Linked DNA regions of Homo sapiens: region 1 is linked to region 2. Evidence: chromatin loops called from intact Hi-C (ENCODE). Cell type or tissue: heart right ventricle. All regions are shown on one strand. Each heading gives the region's core, and the rest is flanking DNA. Links, peaks and the distances in the headings are about the cores only.

Region 1 (11,418 bases), core at 6,002-8,501, 63 kb after region 2:
TATTTTTATTTTATTACCAGATGATGTTCTGTGTTCATGAGGCTCATAACCTGTTTGTGCATGTGTGTCTCTGGTTTTCACATCTTGCCCCTACTATTAGGGTCTTATCTTGTGAGGAGGTGGGCCACTCCATGTCCCTTTCCTCTCCTATTGCCGCTTCTCTCATTGATGTCATTGTCAGGTGACAAACCTGGGTGCCCTGCCAGGAGCTCTGGATTTGAATGTGGGCCCTCATCCCTGCTCTACTCTTTAAAAGCTGCAGGGTCTCAGACAAGTGGCTCTCCTATTGGAGGATTCAATGAGATTAAAACCATAAATGTATCAATTTATTCTTTACTGTTTTAAAACTTTGAGTTTTGAGTAAATTTCTTTTGATCTGTCTGCTTATTTAGACATAACAGTATATGGTTATTAGAATTATTAGGCTATGTATCTTGCAAAGGACTGAAATTGTCATACTTAGTTTCAAAGTATGCAGATTGAATAACAGAAGCTGTCTGTGCAGTCAAATCTGGCTGATCCCCATTATGGTTTTTGAGACATTCAAGGTAACTCAGAAACCAGGAGATTAAAAAAAGAATGAAGCTAAGGAGTGTTTTGGCAGAGCACGGTGGTTAACTCCTATAGTCCCAGCACTGTGGTAGGCCGAGGTAGAAGGATCGCTTGAGCTCAGGAGTTCAAACACAACATAGTGAGACCCCGTCTCTACAAAAAAAAAAACACCAAAAATTAGCCTAGTGTGGTGGTGAACACCTGTAGTCCCAGCTACTCAGGAGGCTGAGGTGGCAGGGTTGCTTGAGTCCGGGAGGTCATGGTTACAGTGAGCTGTGATTGTGCCACTGTACTCCAGCCTCTGGCAACAGAGTGAGACCCTGTCTCAAAGAAAAAGAAAAAAGAAAAAGAAAAAAGAGATTTTTCTCTTCACGGTTCTGTTGAGTTCCTGGCCCTCCTTTCCTGATGCCAATCTAATATAGCATAACGACTTAATTTTGCTCTTGAATTGTACACAGAGGCTTGGTGAGAACCCTCCCTTGGCTGGAGGCCCGTGTGTAACCATATGGTGCTTCACGGAATGCAGATAATGGCTTTATTTTCCTCCCTGTCTTAATAGGTGGAAGCCTGTGCTAGCAGGTAGAGGATCTTTTATAAAGAACAAACGAAAGCATTACACTGATATTATTCATGCCAGAGCACAGCAACTGTTAGCTGCTCTGAAAATTGTAATTCCTTTTCTTCTACCTGCTGGATATTTTCACCCATGACCCTTAAGAGAATGCGGGTGATCCCAACCCTTGCTGCGAAGGTCATTGCTCACAGCTCCCCATCTTGCTGTGTCCTTTGTTCTGATGTCACTGGGGTTGGGCCTGAGGCCTCTTTGGGAGGCTGGCAGGCAGGTAGGCTGGGAAGGTGAGGGTTGGCAGTGTGTCCTCTTCCGGAACTGCAGGGTGCTGTCCCCACTGTCACACCCCACCACCTCCCTTTTGAGCCCTGCCTAGAGGGGAGGGGAGGGGTCCCTGCTGCTCCAGCAGCCTCCCCCTCCACATCCCTGCGGAGCACCCATCCCTGTCCCTGTTCCTGCCGGGCTGCATTCTGACCCCTGCCCCAGGTTTGTGAGTCTGTAGGGTGGGGTTCTAGTCACAGAGTTGGAGCTTAGGATCTAACAGAAATGGATGGGGCTTTAGAAGTCTATGTCCCCCACCCTGCCCTTCCCTAAAAAGGACGCTTGTGTGTGGAAAAGGTGATACAGTTTGTGTCGGGTCTTGCAGCCAGGCTGGCTGGGGGTGCCTAGGTCTCTGGGATTTGCCCTCCTGGGCAGGGTGCTCTGCAAACTTCCCGTCCTGATCAGCCTTTCAGGCCCCGGATTATGGAGTCTCTGCCACCCACGTGCTAGGGAGCATCAAACCCCCATAAGCCACAAGCCTAGATGGGATTCCTGTGCCCTCCAGAGAGGACAGATCCCATCCATGCTGGAGAGTGAGCTTTTAAAAAGCTACTGCTAATGGAACGCTGGCTGTAGCTTAGATTGAGAAGTAACCCATTTATGTATATCATGGTCTCCAACCTTTTTGGCACCAGGGACTGGTTTTGTAAAGGACAGTTTTTCCACAGACTGGCATGGGGGATGGTTTTGGGATGACTCAAGCGCATGACCTTTATTGTGCACTTTATTTCTGTTGTGATTACATTGTTATATATAATGAAATAATTATACACTCACCATCATGTAGAATCAGTGGGAGCCCTGAGCTTGTTCTCCTGCAACTAGACGGTCCCATCTGGGAGACAGTGACAGATCATCAGGCATTAGATTCTCATAAGGAGCACACACCCCAGATCCCTCACATGCGCAGTTCACAAAAGGGTTCACGCTCCCATGACCATCTAACGCTGCCGCGGATCTGACAGGAGGCGCAGCTCAGGTGGCCATCTGAGCGATGGGGAGCAGCTGCAAATGCAGATGAAGCTTCCCTGGCTCGCCTGCCACTCTCCTCCTTCTGTGCAGCCCAGTTCCTAATAGGCCACAGTACCGGTCTGTGGCCCAGGGGTTGGGGACCCCTGTGATATACATGATTGTATTTAATCTTCATGGAAACTCAGTGAGGCTCTTCTTATCTCTATTGTCTAAGAGGCTGAAATTCAGAGAGGTTAAGTATCTTGCTGGAGGTCCAGCTGTGCAGTGCTGAGACCTCAGCCCAGGTCTGCCTGACTCCACGGCTGAGCCTGCACATGGCTCTCCTAGCCTTCCTGTGTCCGACCCATCTGCTGTGCACCTCCTGAGAACCTTCGGGTGCTCTTGAAAGCTTGTATGATCTACGTTTTTCTTTCAATATAAATGTAACCGCAATGATCTAGCGATGATTCTCTCTTTTTAAAACTATCACTTGGGCTGAGCGTGGTGGCTCACACCTGTAATCCCAGCACTTTGGGAGGCCAAGGTGGGTGGATCACCTGAGGTCTGGAGTTCAAGACCAGCCTGGCCAACATGGTGAAACCCCATCTCTCCTAAAAATACAAAAATCAGCTGGGTGTGGTGGTGGATGCCTGTAGTCCCAGCTACTCGGGAGGCTGAGGCAGGGGAATCACTTGAACCCGGGAGGCAGAGGTTGCAGTGAGCTGAGAATGTGCCACTGCACTCCAGCCTGGGCAAAAAGAGCAAAACTCCGTCTAAAAACAAAACAAAAAACAAACAAACCAAAAAACCCCCAACTATCATCTGGAGGCAACAGCTGGCTGTCCAGAAGTAGACTGTTGAAAGGCAAACTGTTACACAATAAAAGACTTTCCTTCCCACTAGCCCATCACATTCCTTAGGCTCATAGACCTGGAAGATGAGGGAATGTGGAGCTGTGCTCTCTGCCCTAATCGTAGTAGCTCTGGTGAGTCACCAGATGTCTGGCCCACAAGAAGTTCCAGCAAAGCACGTCCTCATAGCTCTGGGCCCGAGAGACACCAGTGCCTAAAGGGCTGTCACACTTCCCAGCCCATCTGGCGGAGGCTGCCGCGGGTTTGAAAACTTACCTGATGAGCAGAGGCCTTTCAATTCCAAAGACTTTCACAACTTTCCTGGCGTTTTCCTTGGCTCTTAACATCTGTGCCTCTAGACTGTAAATCCTCTAGGGCGGGGATTTTGTTCTTTGGCACATTTTAGCTATTGTAAAGCATAATGTACAGCATACGTTAAAAACAGTATAACAGCAAGGCAATTTTGTCCTTCAAATGCGGCTTCAGGTCTTGATCTTTTTCCCAGATACGCAGACATGTGTAGCCATGTATCGTAAAATCGGCTACTGAACTTTCTGTGAGAAGTGGTTTCCATGAGATCCATTTGTGGTGTTATTGCAAACTTGGGAAGGCATCAGATGTTAGAACAATTCAGCAGTTGTATACATACAATGGTTTTTTTGAGCTTTAGCTCATAAACCGTCACCTACTTTAAAATAATTTTGGGATTAAAACAATGTAATAATAAATTCATACTGGCCAGAATAGGATAATTTAAGCAGGGATACCCTCATAGCAATTTTTTTTTCTGGGTCATAAAGCTAATACAATATTCTCACCACCTGCTAATGTTCCTCATATTTTATTATAAATTATTTCTCACCGACATTCTACTTTCATTTAAGGCTATTTTACTTTCCTAGGCCTTGGGCCTTGGGTAATTTCGTTAGGTAAATTTCTGTTACATCTGATTTGAAAAGGCACGCTGGAGAGAGGGAAATGGAACGGCCAGCCATCTGGATGAACTCTGAGAGCTTCTCAAATAAACAGCCACAAAGATATTATTGTGTGATTCGTGTGCCCTAAAACTTAAAGTATAATAATAATAAAATTAAAAAAAGATATTATTGTGTGATTATAGAAAAGTTTCTTAATTTGCTGTAAACTGGTAAACAGAAATTATATTTATTTGACATGGGATAAAGTTTTGAGGGAAGCACAGAGTAAAATGTGCATTTTGTAAAAATAACAGAATCTGAACCAATAGAAGATTTATTTAGTATGTATTATGTGATGCACCAATACTAGGCGCCATGGGAGAGGCAGGAGACATCATGCATTTAGTTCCAGCTGCTCAGGACTCAGGGCTTCCCCAGACACGCAGGGCAGCAGACTGTGGCGGGTGGTTAAGTGCCCAGATGGGGGCTTCCAGGCAAGTGCTGTGAGCTCGTGAAGAGAGGGGACCGATAGAGTTCAATTGTGACCCTTGCCCTGGACTACTAAGTGTGCAATCACAAGTGGGTTCTCTTCTTGGCCTGCACAATTGGAATGTCCCCATGTCCCCTATCTCCTCACACAATCTTGGGCTTGGGGATCGGGGAGGAACATGGTGGATAATCCCTGGCTCTTAAGGACCAAGGAGGCTGCTCATCAAAGACACTTGCTGAAAAGAGGCAGAGCTAGGACTGAGCATCCAAGGTCACCCCATGGTGTCAGGAGGTCGTGGTGGATGGTCTCAGGTCCACCATGAGGACGGCTGGGACATTCTTCCAGCTTATTTTGCTTTGAGGATCTTGAGCTAATTATGCATGAGGAGGAGAGGCTGTGGGCGAGGAAGGAAGGACGTGTTCTTAGGAGGGAGATGCAGCTGATGAGGCTTCCCAAGCAGTAGGTTGGGAGGAAGGTGGGCCGGGAGCGGTCAGCCTTCACACAGCTGGGCCATCCCTCGTGTGGCGCGTGCTGCAGATGGCAGCGGTCAGCTCGTGTCATCTCCTAGCATCCCTGGACCGCAAAACAGGCTTGCACTGGGTGGCAGGCAACCTTCAATGGGTGAATAGACGTTCCTTCAGGCCCAAGTGCAGGCAGCCACCCTCGCTGTAGGTGTGTGTGTCCGTGCCTCTGTCCTGCCAACGTGGGTGCAGCGCCCGACCCCTCCCTGCCCGTCCTCTGTGTCCCAGGACTCGCGGTGAAGCCCTGAGCATGGGCTTCCATTGTTATTTTCTGAGGATAGCTTGACAGGACAGGGGCAACCTAGACCTAGTGGAGCAGGAGTCAGGGTCAGCGAGGTGGCTGGGGCTGGACTTTGCCGGGGAGGGGTTCAGATTTAATGCTTCGAGCAGTGGAAAGCTGCTCTGGGCTCCTGAGCACAGGCAGGGTGTGATCAAATCAGTGTTTGGGGAAGTTTAGTCTGGGAACGAGTATGGCAGTCAGTTTGGCAAATGATGGGGAGAAGGCGCGAGAAGGGTCGTTGGCTGTGAGCTGAAAATCGACACCATTTGCAGTCGCTGAAACCTTTGGGTAATCTATCACCTCTTCTTCTGCTCTTTCCTGTTTGTCTAATCTAGAAGTTCTCAGTTTTTAGTGCACAACAGACTCATCGGGAAACAGGTTAAAACACAGACTCCTGGGCCCCACTCCCAGGGACTCTAGCTCAGCAGACCAGGAGTGGGGCTGGGGACCTGCATTTCGTTTTCATTTCGCTCCTCAGATGATTCCAGTGCAGTTGATTCGAGGACCAAGTTTGAGAAAACAAACTCAGCTGCCAGGTTCCATCTGGTTTTGGTCTTTTTTCCCTTTCTGTTGGGGCACTTCTTTCTGTTCTCATCACCACTGCTAGTCCTGACCCCTCCATGGTTTCCCTGAGCCTTGCCCCTCACCGTCCTCATCAGCGAACCTGTTCCCCTGAGAATGGCTTGCTCATCTATCTCAGGGGATACCCAGGCAGCCTCTGGCTCCAGCGACTCCCTGTCCCCGTCACTGGCCTTCGAGGCACAGTTCGTCTTCCCTGTGAAAGCTGCCACTCTGACCTCCCTGCTGAGTAAGTGTAACCTCTCTGCTTTCCATTTCCATGGCTTGTATTCTCTACACCACTTCACTCCTTTCAAATACGAGCCATTAGCTTGTCGAAAGAGCAAGAACTTGGTATCACACAGTCCTGGGACGGCTGCCTGCTAGCAATGTGGCCCTGGCAGGTCACACCATCGCCCTCAACTTCAGTTTTCCCGACCGTGGAATCTGCCCCGCAGGGTTTGCGGAGGCTTAAGTGGGAGAATACACAGTGTCCACTACATAGAATGTGTTTGGACAAATGCTATTTCTCTTTCTTTTCTCTGCGTCTGGAATCGCCAGCTGGACCAAAGACCCTCAGAAGAGAAAGGCTGTGTTTTATGTTCCTCTCTGATCTCAGCATTGAGCTTGCTGCTCAACAGGCAATCATAATGCAAAAGGCAGTGATAGTAGTAGCGGTAATGGTAATAATAGTAATAGCAAATTTATAAGTATTTATGATATGCCAGGCATTACATATAACATGACCTATTTAATCTTCTCAACAGAGCTTTGAGGTATTGGCTGTCATTAACACCATCTGAGGAAACTGAGGCACAGAGTGGTTAGGTGCCCAGGGTCACCTAGCTGCTATGTAGTATAGTCAGTATTTGAACTCAGAAAGTCTGGCTGCAACCACCGTATTTTTATAGCACTGAAATAAAAATAACCCCTATTTTATTGTTATGAAAAATGTCAGTCATTTATAGAAATGGAATAGCATGGGTGCGGTGGCTCACATCTGTAATCCTAGCACTTTGGGAGGCCAAGGAGGGAGCATCGCTTGAGGCCAGGAGTTCAACACTAGCCTGGGCAACACAGCAAGACCCCAGTCTACAAAAAATGAGGAAATTAGCTACGTGTGGTGACACGCACCTGTAGTCTACTAGGGAGGTTGAGGCGTGAGGATTGCTTGAACCCAGGAGTTTGAAGCTGCAGTGAGCTGGGATCATACCACTGCACTCCAGGCTGGGTGACAATGAGACCCTGTCTCTAAAAAAAGAAAATAAAAATAAAAAAACAAAGAATTGGAGGGAATGAGAGAATGAGTTCCTCTTTACTCAGCTTTAATGTAATCAACACATGGCCCATGTTGTTTCATTGGTGCTGTCACCTCTATCTTCACTTTGGGTTATTTTGAAACAAATCTCAGACATCATACTATTGTAAATACAACACATTAGCAATTGTATTTACAATGAACTTGTACATATTTTATAAATAAATTTCAAAAAGATGGGCCAGGAGTGGTGTCACGTGTCTGTAGTCCCAGCTGCTCGAGAGGCTGAGGCAGGAGGATTGCTTGAACCCAGTTCAAAGCTGCAGTGAGCTATGCACACCACTGCATTCCAGCCTGGGTGACAGAATGAAATCCTGCCTCAAAAAAAAAAAAAAAAAGAAAGAAAAAAAGACGGCCTTTATTGCCCCAGTATAACCTCAATGCCATTATCAGACTTAAAAATATCATATTATTGGTAATTCCTTAATACCAGCTATCCTGTTTGTGTTTAAATTTCTCTGATGTTTGCATAAACATTTTTTTACAGTTCATTTGTTCAAATCAGGATCCCAACAAAAGACAGTCTATTTTTGAGAATGAATTTTTAAAGCAAAGTACCTGAAAATGTTGTGTACTTGTTGCACTTTATTCAGCAAATGTTTATTGTGCCCATGTTTGCAAGGCACGGTTTGAGGCTGGAGAAAGAGACTTCCAAGGAGCTGCCAGCTGGCTGTGATGACAGGGTGGACTCGGAAACTGGCAGAGGGTGTTGGCGCATTTTGCCTCTGAAGTCATAAGTTTGGGTGAGTGACACAGCGGTAGAGTCTTGACAGGGCTGGGGAAGGTGGGAGGAAGAAACAGCCCCAGGAAAAGAGGATGGGTGTGGCTCGGGGGATGTGTTTAGATTCTTCAGTCATATTCAGTCTAACATGTCTATTTCCTGTATTTCATTCTTCGTCTCTACCCTTCCACTTGATTTTTCTTGCAAGTTGTTATGTTGGCTTTTCCCCCCTTTATAAAAAAAATGGTCAGGAACTTGGGGAGGTGCATTGAATGATGACAGTGTGTTTGAGTAAAGTAAATGAATGCAGTGGGGTAAATCCATGCTTTTAGGGCATAATCCCAGAGGCGACAGATTTAAGTTTTTAGGTACATGCTTTTATTATTCAGGCTGGCTCTTGGTACTGAAAATGTCTTGACAAATGAGCCAGCATTCAGATAACTGAAAAAATGAACTTCTGTGAAATACTTCTGTTTGCTTTGAAATTATTCATCACTTTGTTTGGGGGACCTTGCCAAATTCAAAGTGGAGTATTGTGATGTACCTTGAGCCTGATGGAGTTTTTTTCTGTATTTAACCAAGATCACACTTTAAAACTAGACAGAGAATCATGGGTACCTTGTAAAAAACCTACCACGGACGCCAGACCTGGTGCTGCAGACACATGTGTTTTGTCAGGTAGATTTAAGTTGTAACAGGCAGAAGAAGGAAAGCAGTTTGGCTTGGGTGCCAACCGGGAGATTAGCAATTTGCTGATTTCAGCTGTTTTATGGCAACATTTATAAAGTTGACTAATTTTCTCCACAGATATTTTGCCAATTAGCATTAAGAAACAAGAGAATTTAGAAATAAACTTTTGCTCTTTTCCTATCCAAAGAAAGTGGTCTTTTGTTTTTAAAAATCTATCATCTTTTTCTTTGATGAGAGAAATTATATTTGAGGCATTTAGTTAATCTGCTATTCTTTGAAACATACACATTCTTATTTTGGAAAAATTAAAAACATTCATCTCTACATTCAACATTCTTTAAGACTGGTGGGATTGTGAGTTGCAGTAGTAGCAGAAAGAAAAGACAGAACGTGGAAAAAAGCCGTTTCCTTTCTCTTTTTGTTGCAACTTCTAGTCCCTTGTCATTTGTTTGTCTTTGTCACACTTGCAGGCCTTTCCAACCCCCAGAATCTAGGGTACTGTTATACATAACTAGAAGACTTCTATGCGCCAGATTATTTAATGCTCCTCATTCCCTTTGCATTTGGTGGCACGTCTCCCTCATGTCTTTGTATTAAACTGTCAGTCACCAGCATAGGTAACACAGTACACTTTAAATTTCTTGTGAAAATCAGCCCTTGGTCACATTGTCTTAGCCATGGGCCAAGGCCTTCAATTCCAGCCCCACCTCAGGAGTTCACAGATAGTGAGTCAATACGTTCCCTGTAATTTTAAGCCAGCTCGACTTGCGGTTTCTGTTACTTGCAACCAGATGCACCTAATGGATCCTGATTGTAATGAACTTTATAATTAGATTTTCTGTTATGTGTTGGAAATGAAACAGAGTAATTCTCCTCTCCTGGCCAAGGAACTTACACTCCCAAAGAGACACGAAGAAAAGTGAACACTTACTGAGCATCTGCTGTGTGTGCTGGGTGTTTCAGAGACATTTCCTCATGGAATGCTGAAGATGGCCATTACTGGGCCTGCTCCCTCTTCTTGCAGGTATGAGTGATGGGGTAGAATCGGCGAATCCTTTAGATCTTTACTGCATTGTTGCTGAAGTTATGCTGATTGTGACTATTTCTGGGCTGTCAATGGATTTTTATGTGGCCCTGAGCACAGTGTCTCAGGGAGGTAGGGCTATTTCCAGTGTCTGAGCAGAACTAATTTCACATCCCCCCCAACAAGGTATCTAGGGTCACCTGGTGCGTTGTTACTTGCTTTTCTGCTAACCTGCTTTCCTTGCACACAGTAGAAAATTGGGCTAGGAGTAACATACTGTTCTAACTATAATTAAAAGAATTCCCCCTCATTGGCCAAGTGCAAGCACATGGGGTTTTTACACTCTCAGTCGACTGAATTACATTCTAGGTGCACTGAGAGTTTGCTACTATGGGTGTTATCTTGTTTTCTGAATTCCACTGGGTGATAAAATGCAACTACAGCTGTGTCCTTCTGTGGGAAGGAGGGAGTCCAGTGAAGTCCTCTGTGCCAGGGCTGGGAGAGATGGTCATGAGGGTTCTTATCCTTTGACCTTAGCCATGACCCCAGGCTGGCTTTACCTTTGACCCTGCCCTTTTGATGTGCCCAGGGCTGGTCTGGCCTGGCTAGTAGTCACTCCTTGTGTGGCAGTTAGCTGAGGGTATATCTGAGGGTGATATAGGGTATATCTGTTGGTTGAAATTAGCTGGGATGAAAACATACCTTTCATCATAGGCCAATGGCTCATTGAAAAGAAATTAGTCATGAACTTCACTGTCAGCTGAAAAGTAGTCATTAAGGGCCCTCCTCCAACAATAGGACACTTGTTCCGGTTTCAGGGTCACCTGATCCACACCAATAGGGGAAGACTGGGGAAGAATGCTGTGCAAAACGTTTTCAGAGGTTGTAACAGGCAGGTCTGCATTTTTAGAATTTTTTTTTTTTTTTTGGCTAGCTGTATATGATTGAACAGTTTTCAGTTTCAAAGTTGCAGGCTTTGGTGTTTAGATCCTTCCTAGGCTGGTGGTAGAAGAATCCTGGGATTCTGGGTTAGTCCTCGGCGGAGATGGCCAAGCACTACATGGGACCGAACTCCGGGCCTGAGCAGCTGGCTTGGAGGGTGTTGGCTTTTCTCCTTCCTGGTGGGTGTGGAGGCGTGAGGGGGGATGGTGGGGGGATGGAAGATTTCAGTGAGAGTTGTTTATTGCTAAAGGTCTACAGGAGAGAAGACGATTTGAAAGGCAGGATACAGTAGGTTAAAAAGGTTGTCCTGTACAGAACACACCCACAGAAATTGCACACATGTAAGGAAAATTGTGGCAGGAAAGAAGCTTGGCTCTTTTGCCTTTCTTCATTTCCGCCCCCAAGTTTGCCTTGAACTTGGAATCTTACGTTATAAACGTTGCCAAATTGCAGCTCCAATCAGGAAACAGATGGTTAGGCAGTACCAGAAAACACAAATAATTGTGGGGACCATGAACATTAGTTCATGAACATTAGAAAACCCTGATGGAAAGTTTAGAACTATGTACATTTTTTTTTTTTTTGGTGAATATCAGACTTAAATAATTGCGAAAAGAATGGTCTAGAAATATTTTGCTAGGTATTAGAATTTTGTGGTACAGTAAACAATTAATCAACTTCTAGTTTATAAAAAATCTGCTGTGCTGTATAATT
Region 2 (11,418 bases), core at 3,662-6,161:
TAGATAAATCATGAAAAGAAATTTAGTATAAGTATATCCCAAGCAATATTTGGGACATATTTATATTTAAAATATTTTCATTGTTTATCTGAAATTCAAATTCATTGTTTATCTGAAATTCAAATTTAACTGGATGTCTGGTATTTTGTTTGGCAACTCTATGCTTCTAAATGTCTCAGAAAGCATCAATCTACAGCAAGAGTAAGAAGAAATAGTTCATGTGATGTCATTTAAATAGATTTAAAGAGACTTCTATATACTTTGGGCATCAAAAAAGCTTAATTAACTGAGAGTAAGAACTTCTTGATTTAATGTTAATTTTAAAAATTCTACTTGTAGCCACCAAGGTGGAAAACATAGCTTTTATTATTAAACATTTCCAAAAATCAGGCTGGGCGCAGTGGCTCACACCAGTAATCCCAGCACTTTGGGAGGCTGAGGTGGGTGGATCACCTGAGGTCAGGAGTTCGAAACCAGGCTGGCCAACATGGTGAAACCCCGTTTCTACTAAAAATACAAAAATTAGCTGGGCTTGGTGGTGGGTGCCTGTAATCCCGGCTACTTGGTAGGCTGAGGCAGGAGAATCTCTTGAACCTGGGAGGCAGAGGTTGCAGTGAGCCAAGATTGAGCCATAGCACTCCAGCCTGGGTGACAAGAGCAAAACTCCGTCTTTAAAAAAAAAAAAAAATTTAAAGAAAATCATAGAAAATGCTGAGAGGTGAGAAGGACCGGATACTTTATAAGATCCTCCTAATCTTCACAGCTTATAATCTTGCCATTAAATCAGAAACATTATGGGGGAAGTTCAAGAGTGTGGAACTTTAAAAAATGTTTGGCTTGTTTGAGTACATGAGAAATTAGTATAAATATTTACCATATAGTGATTGTCAAACAATGGGATTTACTTATTGTTACACTTTATGGGAGAAAATGAAAATCTCTTCAAGTAAAGTTTATATACATACAAAATCCTCCCCTGGATGTTTGCTTTGGTTTTAATGGGATGTTTCAGTTTGCAAATACTGGTAAGCAGAGTTGTTTAAAGTTGGAACTTGGATAAAGGTCATTTTAGCAGAGCAGCCACACCTCTGCTCTGATACTGGAAGAACCAGCATAAAATTGCTACAGTGGCATAAGTCAATGCAAGATTATGAAGCAATTAACTAGCAGGTTGTGTCGTAAAACTCTGTTCACACTTTTAGTACAGGGGTAAAAGAGGTCAATATTGTTTTTCTTATTTTATAAATTGAAAAACATAAACCTGCAATACGTTGCTCTGACTTTAATAATTTGACCAGTTGGAATTAGAATGTGTTGGAGTTACATGCTGCAACATTTAACCAAGCCTTAGATTTCTGATTAAATATTTTAAATATATAATAGATACAGAATTAACCTTCACACACTCTGATAGCTCAAATCTCTCACTATGATATTGGTGTGATAATGAATTAAAATAAAAATTATAGGTTAAAATAAATTTAAATTAAATTAAATTGACAAGTTCTATGTAGGTTCAGAGAAAGAGACCAAATCCTTCTCCTTGAGTAATTTCAGTGCTTATATGGAATATAAGGGATGCCAACATTAGGCAACGATTTTCAGGATACTTTCCTCTTTCAACTTACACCTAGAGTTGTAAAAAATCCTTCATGTAGGTGACACATTGAGATTCAGATCCTAAGAGGATATGGCATAATTGTTCTCCTTTTAAAAATTTCATTTTGAGGGCTAACATGCTGTTTTCTCTTATTTTTAGTTGACACATGATCATTGTACATACTCATAGGATATAGAGTGATATTTCATTACATGCATACAATGTATAATGATCATATCGGGCTAGTTTGAATATCCATTGCCTCAAACGATTATCATTTCTCTGTGTTATGAACATTCAAAATCCTCTCTTCTAGCTTTTTGAGAGTATACAATAAATGATAGTTAACCATATTTATCCTACAGTGCTACAAAACACCGGAACTCATTTCTTCTATCTAGCTGTAATTCTGTATCTATTAACCAACTTCTCATCATCCTCGGTTCCTCTTTGCCCTTTCCAGGCTCTAATGCTAAGGGCCAAATCTTCATATAAAAAATAGTTGTGAAGAAAAGAAAGTTGGCCAAACCAGGATCACGGCCGTAATCCCAGCACTTTGGGAGACTGAGGCAGGAGGATCATTTGAGGCCAGGAGTTCGTGACCAGCCTGGGTAACATAGTGAGACCCCCATCTCTACAACAACAACAACAAAAAAAAAAAAAAAAAAGAAAGAAAAAAGAAAAAAAAATAGCCATGTGCCACGCACCTAAAGTCTCAGCTACTTAGAAGGCTGAAGCTAGAGAATCTCTTGAGCCCAGGTGTTGGAAGCTGCAGTGAGCTGTGATTGCACTATTGCACTCAGCCTGGGTGACAGAGTGAGACTCTGTCTCAAAAAAAAAAAAGAAAAAAAAAAAAGAAAGAGTTTGTAATTTTTTAAAGTTAAGAAATAGAATTGAAGAGGCTGAGCAGTATCTGGAAACAAAAATCCACTTAAAAACACTCATGTAGCTAATGCCATTCCCTAGATTCATGAGGGCTTTTTTCTGCTGAAACTCTCGAGGAATGAAGCGTTTCTGGGACATGAGCAGGGAGAATGCATATAACCCTCAGAGCTGAGATCATGCACCTCCGACTCTTCCTCCTTGTCCAGTGTTGACTAACGTGGTCTACTGGATTCTGGTCCAGCCATGTTAATTAAGGTGACAATACAAATGAAGTTCAAACTTCCCTAACACACGAAGCTAAGAAATCACAAAATGGAAAAGTCTGAAAGGTCTCAAAACTGGAGCCAGTCTGTAGAGCTGGGGAAGATGATGTGCTTATTGGACTCAACCCAAGAGACTAGTTCCAAAGGAGGGAGACCTGGAAAGAGAAAGAGGTTACTGTGTTGGCATGGCTAAAGGATTTAATTAGAATCTCTCATTAAAATTAACCACATTTCACAGACTTCAGTCGGCAAGAATATTGGAAAATGATGCACAAGGCTGGGAAAAAAATGATCCGTGGTGCTGGATCCATGATCTACTTGGAATTAGTGTAAAAAGTGAGATGAACTTCACTAGGGCTAAATCTCCTGCTTGTGGGTAAGAAAATAACCAATTTCTTTTCATTCATTCTTAAAGACCAAACATGCTTAAAACAAATATTGCCTTTCCCCCTCTAATGTTCATTCTGTACTGGAAGTATTCTCTTTGCTATTTCTTTAAAGTTTTAGTGTAGCCCCTTGGGTCCAGTTTCAGTCAATCAAATAAGAAAAATATTAGTACCACTCCCAGCCACTTGAGCTAATGCATTGAATCAATAATCTGTTTCAATTTATATTATGTAACATACATTATTATATATTTATATTAAAAAATTTAGTCCAGTCCAACATAGTGTTCCTTCCTTTCTGATCCAACATCCTTATTGGGCTTCCACACATGTCCTTCTGGTTTCTGTTGATATAAATTGGTGTATTATAATCTTACGGCTTATATTTCATACCTGTTGGGGCCTGCTGGGATTTGTGTCTGTTCTAGAATCAATGAGAAACGGGTGGGGGTGGGGCTGACCCTGACCCACTGCTCCTCCTAAGGAGGGTCAGAAGTCCTTTGTAAGGCAACCACTTCAGAAGAGACCATTGCAGGACCTTCAGCCATGAGGACAATAATCTCCTTAACCAGGCTAAAAAGGGCTGCTTCTACCAGCAAAGAAGACTTGGCAGATCTGGGGACTTCAGGCCCCCTGCCACATCGAATATGCCTACATACTCCCTTCCCAATTTTTATGAGTCCCTCTCCTTTCCAATCATTGCCTTAACTTTAGCAAAGGAGATCCTGTAAGGTTAAATTCAATTGAATTGAACTTTGGGTTTGGTTTTCAGAAATCTTGACTCTAGCTACAAGAAAAGATGCTTTTTTTGGCGAGGGGGAGGGCAGTCATAGAAGATTTCTAGTCCTTTAGCCAGACCTTGAGTTGGGAATTTAAAGCCCTAAGCTCATCATTTTCTTTCTCCAAGTGCTGCAGAACACTTCAAAATCAGCAAGCAACCCCATTATGTGTAAAGTGTTCTATGGCAGGAGCTACACATAGTCACCTGAAGCCTTGCTTGCTTTTTTTTTTTTTGAGAGGGAATCTCACTCTGTCACCCAGGCTGGAGTGCAGTGGCGAGATCTTGGCTCACTGCAACCTCCGCCTCCTGGGTTCAAGCTATTCTCCTGCTTCAGCCTCCGGAGTAGCTGGGAGTACAGACACCCACCGTCATGTCCAGCTACTTTTTGTATTTTTGTAGAGATGGGTTTCACCATGTTGGCCAGGCTGGTCTTGAACTCCTGACCTCAGATGATCCGCCCGCCCTGGCCTCCCAAAGTGCTGGGATTCCAGGCGTGAGCCGCTGCGCCAGGCCTGAAGCCTTGCTGTCTATAGGCACTTGATGACAGGTCTCTATAGGTAAATCATTAAAATCACTTTTGCCATCTTGTTTCATACATGACCGTTACCCTCTTTACCGATGGAAACAGAATCACTAACACTTTAAAATTGAATCAGATCAGAGAACCAATTTCAGGTAGCCTAGAACTGGTTCCAAGGACACATCCTCTGAAACGATTTCTGGCACGGGTTTCCATAGAAGGCAGGGTTCAGTCAGAGATGCTGAATCACTGTAAGTGGTACGGAATAATGGATTCATTTTGGGGATTAGACGTTACACAATTGTGGGAGTTGCTGGAGGAGTCAGTGCAAGGCTGTTGCGTCTTCGTCTGGTGATGAAATCCTTGTAGGTTACTAGACCCACTTGGGGAAGAAAAGCCAGGTATGAAATGGCATCAGCAAGGACAGACTGTGACCCACTAGAACACACTGGAACCCACAAGGATAACTGGGACCCACAAGAACAAACTGGAACCTGTGTCTGCCTCACTGGCTCCAACATGGTGACACTGACCAGGAGGAGATGTGGAGCCTCCTTCATCGAGGAGCTGCACACACACCTGGCCTGGGACGCAGAGGAGCTGCAGGGATGTTCTGGTGGGAACTGGAGAAGGAGGAGCCTGGCTGGTGGCCACGGGACAGGATGTGCTTGCACATTAATGACAACGTGTGTGGCTCCCACACTGCCCAGAGCCTGCACTGACCTTCAGAACCTAAAGATATGGCAGAGCCCTTGCTTTTGTCTCCCAAATATTGGGCAAAATTCTCTTGTGGTCTGCCCTAACCCAGCAACATGCAGGGAAGAGAATGCTGGAAATGCAGTCCCAGCTTGGCTAAGTTGACCAAAGCAGCAAACAATCAGTATTTCCTATTGTCATGGGGTTTATATTCTAGTGAGGAAAGGGACTATCAATAAGTGAGTAAATATGTACGTGTGTATGTGTATTTCTTATAAGAACCTTCTGAGATAGGAATGTGTCTTATCCCTATTTGACAGATGAGAAAACTAAGGCCAAAATCGATTAAGTATTTTGCCCTAGGTCCTGTAGCTCATAAGTGTCAGAGCAAAGCTCTGGACAAGGCAGTTTGCAATCAAATTCCAATGTATACTAATTGCTATTCTGTTTTGTTCATTCTGCAGTAGCCTTCCCCAAACACTCAACCCAAATGGGATACTTTCAGGTGATATTGCAGATGTTATTAGTTTATTGCATTCATACTATTTTATCCTTCAATTGTGTTGTACTTATTAATAATGACTTACCTAATTGGATATAAAACTCTTTGATCGACAATATGAACATGTGTGTGTGTGTTCACTTCGGCTGTTAATAGTGTTGCGCACTCAGCCAGCGCCTTGTAAATTCTTGTTGTGTTGACTTAAGGGCTTGAACAATCACACAGCGAGGCATGTGTACCTGTGGCCTAAGCAGCATTAAGTTTGAAAGAAACCTTTTCCTAAGTGCTTTGCCATTCTTTGAAATGTGCTGAAGAAAAGAGAAAGCAGTCACCACTCCCTCCAGGACCTACCTCTGTACTGGCCTCAGATCATCACGTAATTCAGACAAGCTGGGGCACGGGAGCAGTCGGGAGGACAGAGGGGTCCCGCTGAGGCTGGCCCAGTGGCGGTCACGGTCGGGTTTGCCACGAAGGATCCTTCCAAAGGCCTATTAAGTGAATTCCTGTAGCTCATTCAGCCGATGGAAGGTAGAAGGGACTCAGAACTTCAGGCCTAATTCTGCGTTTTTGTATGCCCCAAGAATGAAAGGGCTCTTTGTGAATTTGCATGTAGATTTATTTAACATTCAACCGGCAGAAAACGGAAGGTAGTGCATGACACTGGGGGGAACCAGGCCCCCGCCCACCTCACATCGTCATGGCATTAGCTGTTTACTGGCTCCCGTGGAAACATTGGAAGGGGATTTGTTTTGTGGTTGGGTTTCCTTTTTTTTTTTTTTTTAGCATGATTGCAGTTAGATCTGCAGTATTTCCTCAAATATGTGAGGGGAAGGGAGCGGTGACTTCCTAAAGGAAAGTATTTATATTTTTAGACTGAAATAGGCTGTTACAAAGCTTTTCTCCAAAAACACATTTAAAAAAGGAGTGTTCTAAACAATAGAAAATGTATCTTAACGCATAGTTAAGGTAGTTTATCTTATAAAATATGTTTTAATGCAGTGACAAAGGGCTAAGACACTTTGGTTTGTTTTTATTTATTTATTTTTATTGATACATGGCAATTTTGTCTTATTTTAAAGGAGCACCAAGAAAATGCTTCTGGATGTTGGAATGTCAGCCTCGACTCCGCTTCTTTCTGAACTCGCTTGTTCTGCTTCGGGCTCCCATGTCAGCAGTGTCGTGGAGAGCTCGTCCGTGTGAAGGGACAGCATCCCGGCCAGGCCATGGATGGTGGCCCGGGAGGAGGAAGTGTGAGCGGGTCAAGAGAGAGAGAAGGCATGAGAGAGGCACTCTGCTCGGATGACACAGCCCACACTGTTTTGCCACAGATTTGTGGTGTATCACAGCTCGAGGGAGTCCTGGAGGCCACCCAGGCCAGGGTTTCTCATGTTGTTGACCATGTGCACCAGGAGGTGAGGCCTGGGAATCCACCTACTTAGTGGCTCAGGAGAGCTGGCCCAATAACCAGCTGGTACAGAGGCCTCATTTCATCGAGGAGCAGTCTGGACTGGAGAGGCCACAGGACTCGGAACAGCACCAGATTGAAAGCAGAGCCCATTTGAGACGTGGCTTAAAGAGGGACACCATGCTGTCCAAACGTGGGTGTAGACAGAGCAGACACAGCCTCTTTTATCTGCTTATTGTGGCTCTGGGAAGACAGCTCCCCAACCCCTCCATTCCTCTCTCATTTGTTCATCTTGAAACCCATTAAGAGGGCACAAAACCTTTATGTCACAGTGGGAGATAATATGTGAATGATTCTTAGAAAGGTAAGAGGTATAGGCTGGGCGCGGTGGCTCACGCCTGGAATCCCAGCACTTTAGGAGGCCAAGGTGGGCGGATCATGAGGTCAGGAGATCGAGACCATCCTGGCTAACACGGTGAAACCCCGTCTCTACTACAAATACAAAAAAATTAGCCGGGCATGGTGGCGGGCGCCTGTAGTCCCAGCTACTCGGGAGGCTGAGGCTGGAGAATGGAGTGAACCCGGGAGGCGGAGCTTGCAGTGAGCCGAGATTGCGCCACTGCACTCCAGCCTGGGCAACAGAGCGAAACTCCGTCTCAAAAAAAAAAAAAAAAAAAGAAAGAAAAAAAAGAAAGGTAAGAGGTATAAAATATCCCCCAAGCTAAGGAGGCGCTGTAATAGGCAGCTCTCCACTTTTGAGAAGATTAGCTATTGGAGGAAGAGGTGGCATGAAACGGCACAGGACCCAAAAGGTGCCCTGCATGGAGGGAACATCCCAGATCACAGATCAAAGACTGGATGCAGGGTGGGAATCCTGTTTTCTAATTTTTTATTATAAAAATTTCCAAACACACAAAAATTAAAAGAATGATGTACTGATCACCCAGATATCTACCACTTATATTCAAAAACTTAAAACATTCCCATAGATGTGCATGATCTATCTATAGGTCCATCTGTGTGTGTGTGTGTGTGTGTGTGTGTGTGTGTGTGTGTGTGTGTGTGTGTGTGTCTGGTCGAGGACCAGCATTTCAATAAAGGATAGGGAGTGCTCAACAGGAAACAAGGACAAGACACAGAGGCTGAGGTGGGCAGATCACTTGGGGCCGATAGTTCGAGACCAGGCTGACCAACATGGTGAAACCCCGTCTCTACTAAAATTACAAAAAAATTAGCTGGGCGTGGTAGCGCATGCCTGTAATCCCGGCTACTTGGGAGGCTGAGGCAGGAGGATCGCTTGAACATGGGAGGCGGAGGTTGCAGTGAGTTGAGATCGCGCACTTCACTCTCGCAACAGAGCGAGACTCCATCTCAAAAAAAAGAAAGAAAGAAACTTAGTTACAAAGATTTGAACTTTAACTTGATGTAGTTAAGTTTAAATGTATGTGGAATAAACCGTGGCAGGGTTTGATTTAATTTTAATTGTTTTTTGCTTTTGTCTTATTTAGAGAGGTAAATGAGATGCTTTGGCAACTGTTGAGGAAGAGAGGAAACAGACTTCAATGCAGTTAAGATGGACATAAGCAGGTTGGAAGGCAGCCAGAGGGAATTTTTGCAGAAGGAGTGACCCAGTCTTGGGGACAGAGAATATGGATTTGTTTTCCCCAAAGAATTTATTGAGCTCTGTGTGTAGTGAGCATGGCTGGATGGTGTGAAGAGCAGGTGGAGGAGGATATCAGGGACAAGAGACGAATATGGGTGGCGTGGCCGCAGCACTGCACAGGGCCAGCCAATGAGCTAGGGCTCCATGCATAGCCTGGGCAGGACTCTTCCAGTATCTAAAGGAAGAGGTTTACATTTCCAGAAGTGTTAACCTGTGTCCTCTCAGTGTCTGCCCAGGGTAACCCATCTTGATAAGATATAGTCATTTCTCCTTTTGGCCCAAGGAACAAGTCCAGGCTCATCGGTGTGGCAAAACCTGACCATGTGCATACCATGCACCCGGCAGTCGCACTAGCTGCTCAGAGATGCCTAAATGCACCAGGGCCTTTTTTTAACTTTTATTTTTTTTTTTATTTTTGAGACAGTCGTCTCGCTCTGTCACCCAGGCTGGAGTGTTAACGCGATCTTGGCTCACTGCAACCTTTGCCTCCCGGATTTAAGTCGATTCTCCTGCCTCAGCCTCCCGAGTAGCTGGGATTATAGGCGCACACCACTACACCTGGGTGATTTTTGTATTTTTAGTAGAGACTGGGTTTCACCATGTTGGCCAGGCTGGTCTCGAACTCCTGACCTCAGGTGATCCACCCACCTCGGCCTCCCAAAATGCTGGGACTACAGGCGTGAGCCGCGCCCGGCCTGCACCAGGGCTGTTTATTCCTTGGACACTCTGAAGGTCAGCTCTCTTGACCTCTTCCCAATCATGTCTAGCCTGCAGTGTCTGACTCAGTTTTCAAGAACCATCTCAAATGCAAGTCTTCCTTAACTTCCATTCATAATTAATAATTTCCTTTGGTTTCCAGAGTAGTTGGTCTTCACACTTTTTGGTCAAATAACCTTTAAAATTATTTTGGAAAACTGTTTCACCTCTTGCAGATAATTAAGTTGACACTCCCAATATTCTTAAAGTTTAAGTAGTTGTATAGGATTTGATTTCCAGAGTATTGTAAAAGTATTCCAGATAGTTTACAAATACAGCAATTGTATTTCTCTTTTAAATGTATCACTGGAATAGAAATAGCATTGCAATGTGATGTCTACTTCAGTTATTTTTTAAAAAGTACAAGACCAAGTTTATCCTTAACGGGAGTAGAATGAAGATGAGAGGGAGTGGGGAGAGCATCGTGGTTGGTGGGTTTCAGAAAGAAGAGCCCTGGTCTGCTTCTCTGATCAGGGTTCGGGGCAGCAGCAAGCCCAGACCCAAGTCCATGTATCAGAGGGCAGGGAGGATTTTTGCTCCCAAGGGGATCACCAGATTCCCGAGAAGAAATGGCTGTCAGATGGGTCTTAGTAGCAAAGAGCTTCCTGCACCTCAGCGTGTCATGGAAACAGCAGAATAATTCTTGTGTACCCATGAGGGCCCCAGGAGTCATAGGAGAAGAGCCTCAAAACCTGGAGGAGCCAGTGGATTGAAAGGGACACTGTCTCTGTGATGACCTGTGTAGACCAGAGACCAAGGGCCTGGCAGGGAAACACATGTCTAAGCTGATGTCTGTGTGGACAGGTGACAGTGAGGGCCTGGTGGATTCTCCTTTGCTTCAGGATACCTTGGCATGACCCCTCTACCCCACCGAAAACCTAAGTACAACCCCAGACAAAGGGCAGAATGGCCTAGCGTGGTGGCTCATGCCTGTAATCCCAGCACTTTGGGAGGCCGAGGCGGGTGGATCACCTGAAGTCAGGAGTTCGAGACCAGCCTGACCAACATGGTGAAACCCTGTCTCTACCAAAAATACACAATTAGCTAGGCATGGTGGTGTGTGCTTGTAATCCCAGCTACTCTGGAGGCTGAGGCAAGACAGTTGCTTCAACCCAGGAGGCAGAGGTTGCGGTGAGCTGAGATCATGCCATTGCACTCCAGCCTGGGTGACAAGAGCGAAACTCCTTCTTGGGGGGGAAAAAAAGGCAGAATGAGATGTCATTTCTATCACTCTGATGTAATGGTGACGGTGTAATGGTGGCTTGAAAGATAAAACAATTGAGTTAAAGAAAAATAAAGCTGTATTTTGTACATATCCCAGTGTGCAAGATAAAAGCATACAGAGATGTAGTCCTGCTACAAATGTGTAGAACACTTTATTTTTGCTCCTCTAATTAGACCATATACTCCTATGATGGGGATTGTATCTGCTTTACATTAAGTGTATTGCACACCAGTGTTTGTGAACAGAGGTGTGTATGTGTGCGTGTGTGTGTGTGTGATGTTACTGTGACTGTGGTATATGAAGAACTGTCTTGATTCAGGACAACTCAGCCAATATTTCTGACGTTAGATTTGATCAATTTTTGCCTTTTTGGGGTCTAACTTTGGAATCACACTTAAAACTCCCTCATGAATGTTGGGAAGAAGTATTTTTGCTGAGGAAAAACTGAACTCACAGAGCAAAATGTAAAGAAAAAATGGAAATTGAGAAGGTAGTAAAATACTAATGAAAGGAAGGAAATTGTGGAAAGAGTTGCTGTCAGCTGGGGACTCAAAAGGAAGGAACAGGTCGGTTCAAGGTCATAGGGTCATCAGAGAGGAGTGCAGACTGGCCTCCAACCAAGCACAGGGCAGGAGCCTAAGGTCCTCAGAATTAAATTTATTTCATAAATGGTGTTCAAATCCAATTAAGTAGGTCCAGATTTACAGTGATTTCAAGTGAAGCTTTTAACTGAAAC

Evidence for each region. A loop is a pair of places that touch in the nucleus more often than their neighbours do. Peaks named below come from ENCODE experiments on the same cell type or tissue, not always from the same donor. Only the 100,000 strongest peaks of a DNase experiment are listed, where the experiment ranks them.
Region 1: a loop joins it to region 2, with 2.6 times the contacts of the local background. A loop is called at or near these places in 4 of 110 quality-filtered maps.

Annotation. Positions count from the first base shown.
Region 1 is chr4:183,820,229-183,831,646 of GRCh38, forward strand. It overlaps a transcript of STOX2 not described here. Among named protein-coding and RNA genes, the nearest start is that of STOX2, 79 kb to the right of the region's middle. RefSeq lists enhancers at 4,753-5,253, 5,254-5,754. In heart right ventricle, for the core only: no CTCF peak of the experiment used is centred there; no DNase peak of the experiment used is centred there.
Region 2 is chr4:183,759,468-183,770,885 of GRCh38, forward strand. It overlaps LOC124900824 (a long non-coding RNA gene), which reads right to left and starts at 6,356. Exons shown (of 2, transcript XR_007058412.1): 1 at 5,985-6,356; 2 at 1,268-2,903. In heart right ventricle, for the core only: no CTCF peak of the experiment used is centred there; a DNase peak (open chromatin) is centred at 5,064; H3K4me3 peaks cover 1,541 bases; H3K27ac peaks cover 2,156 bases.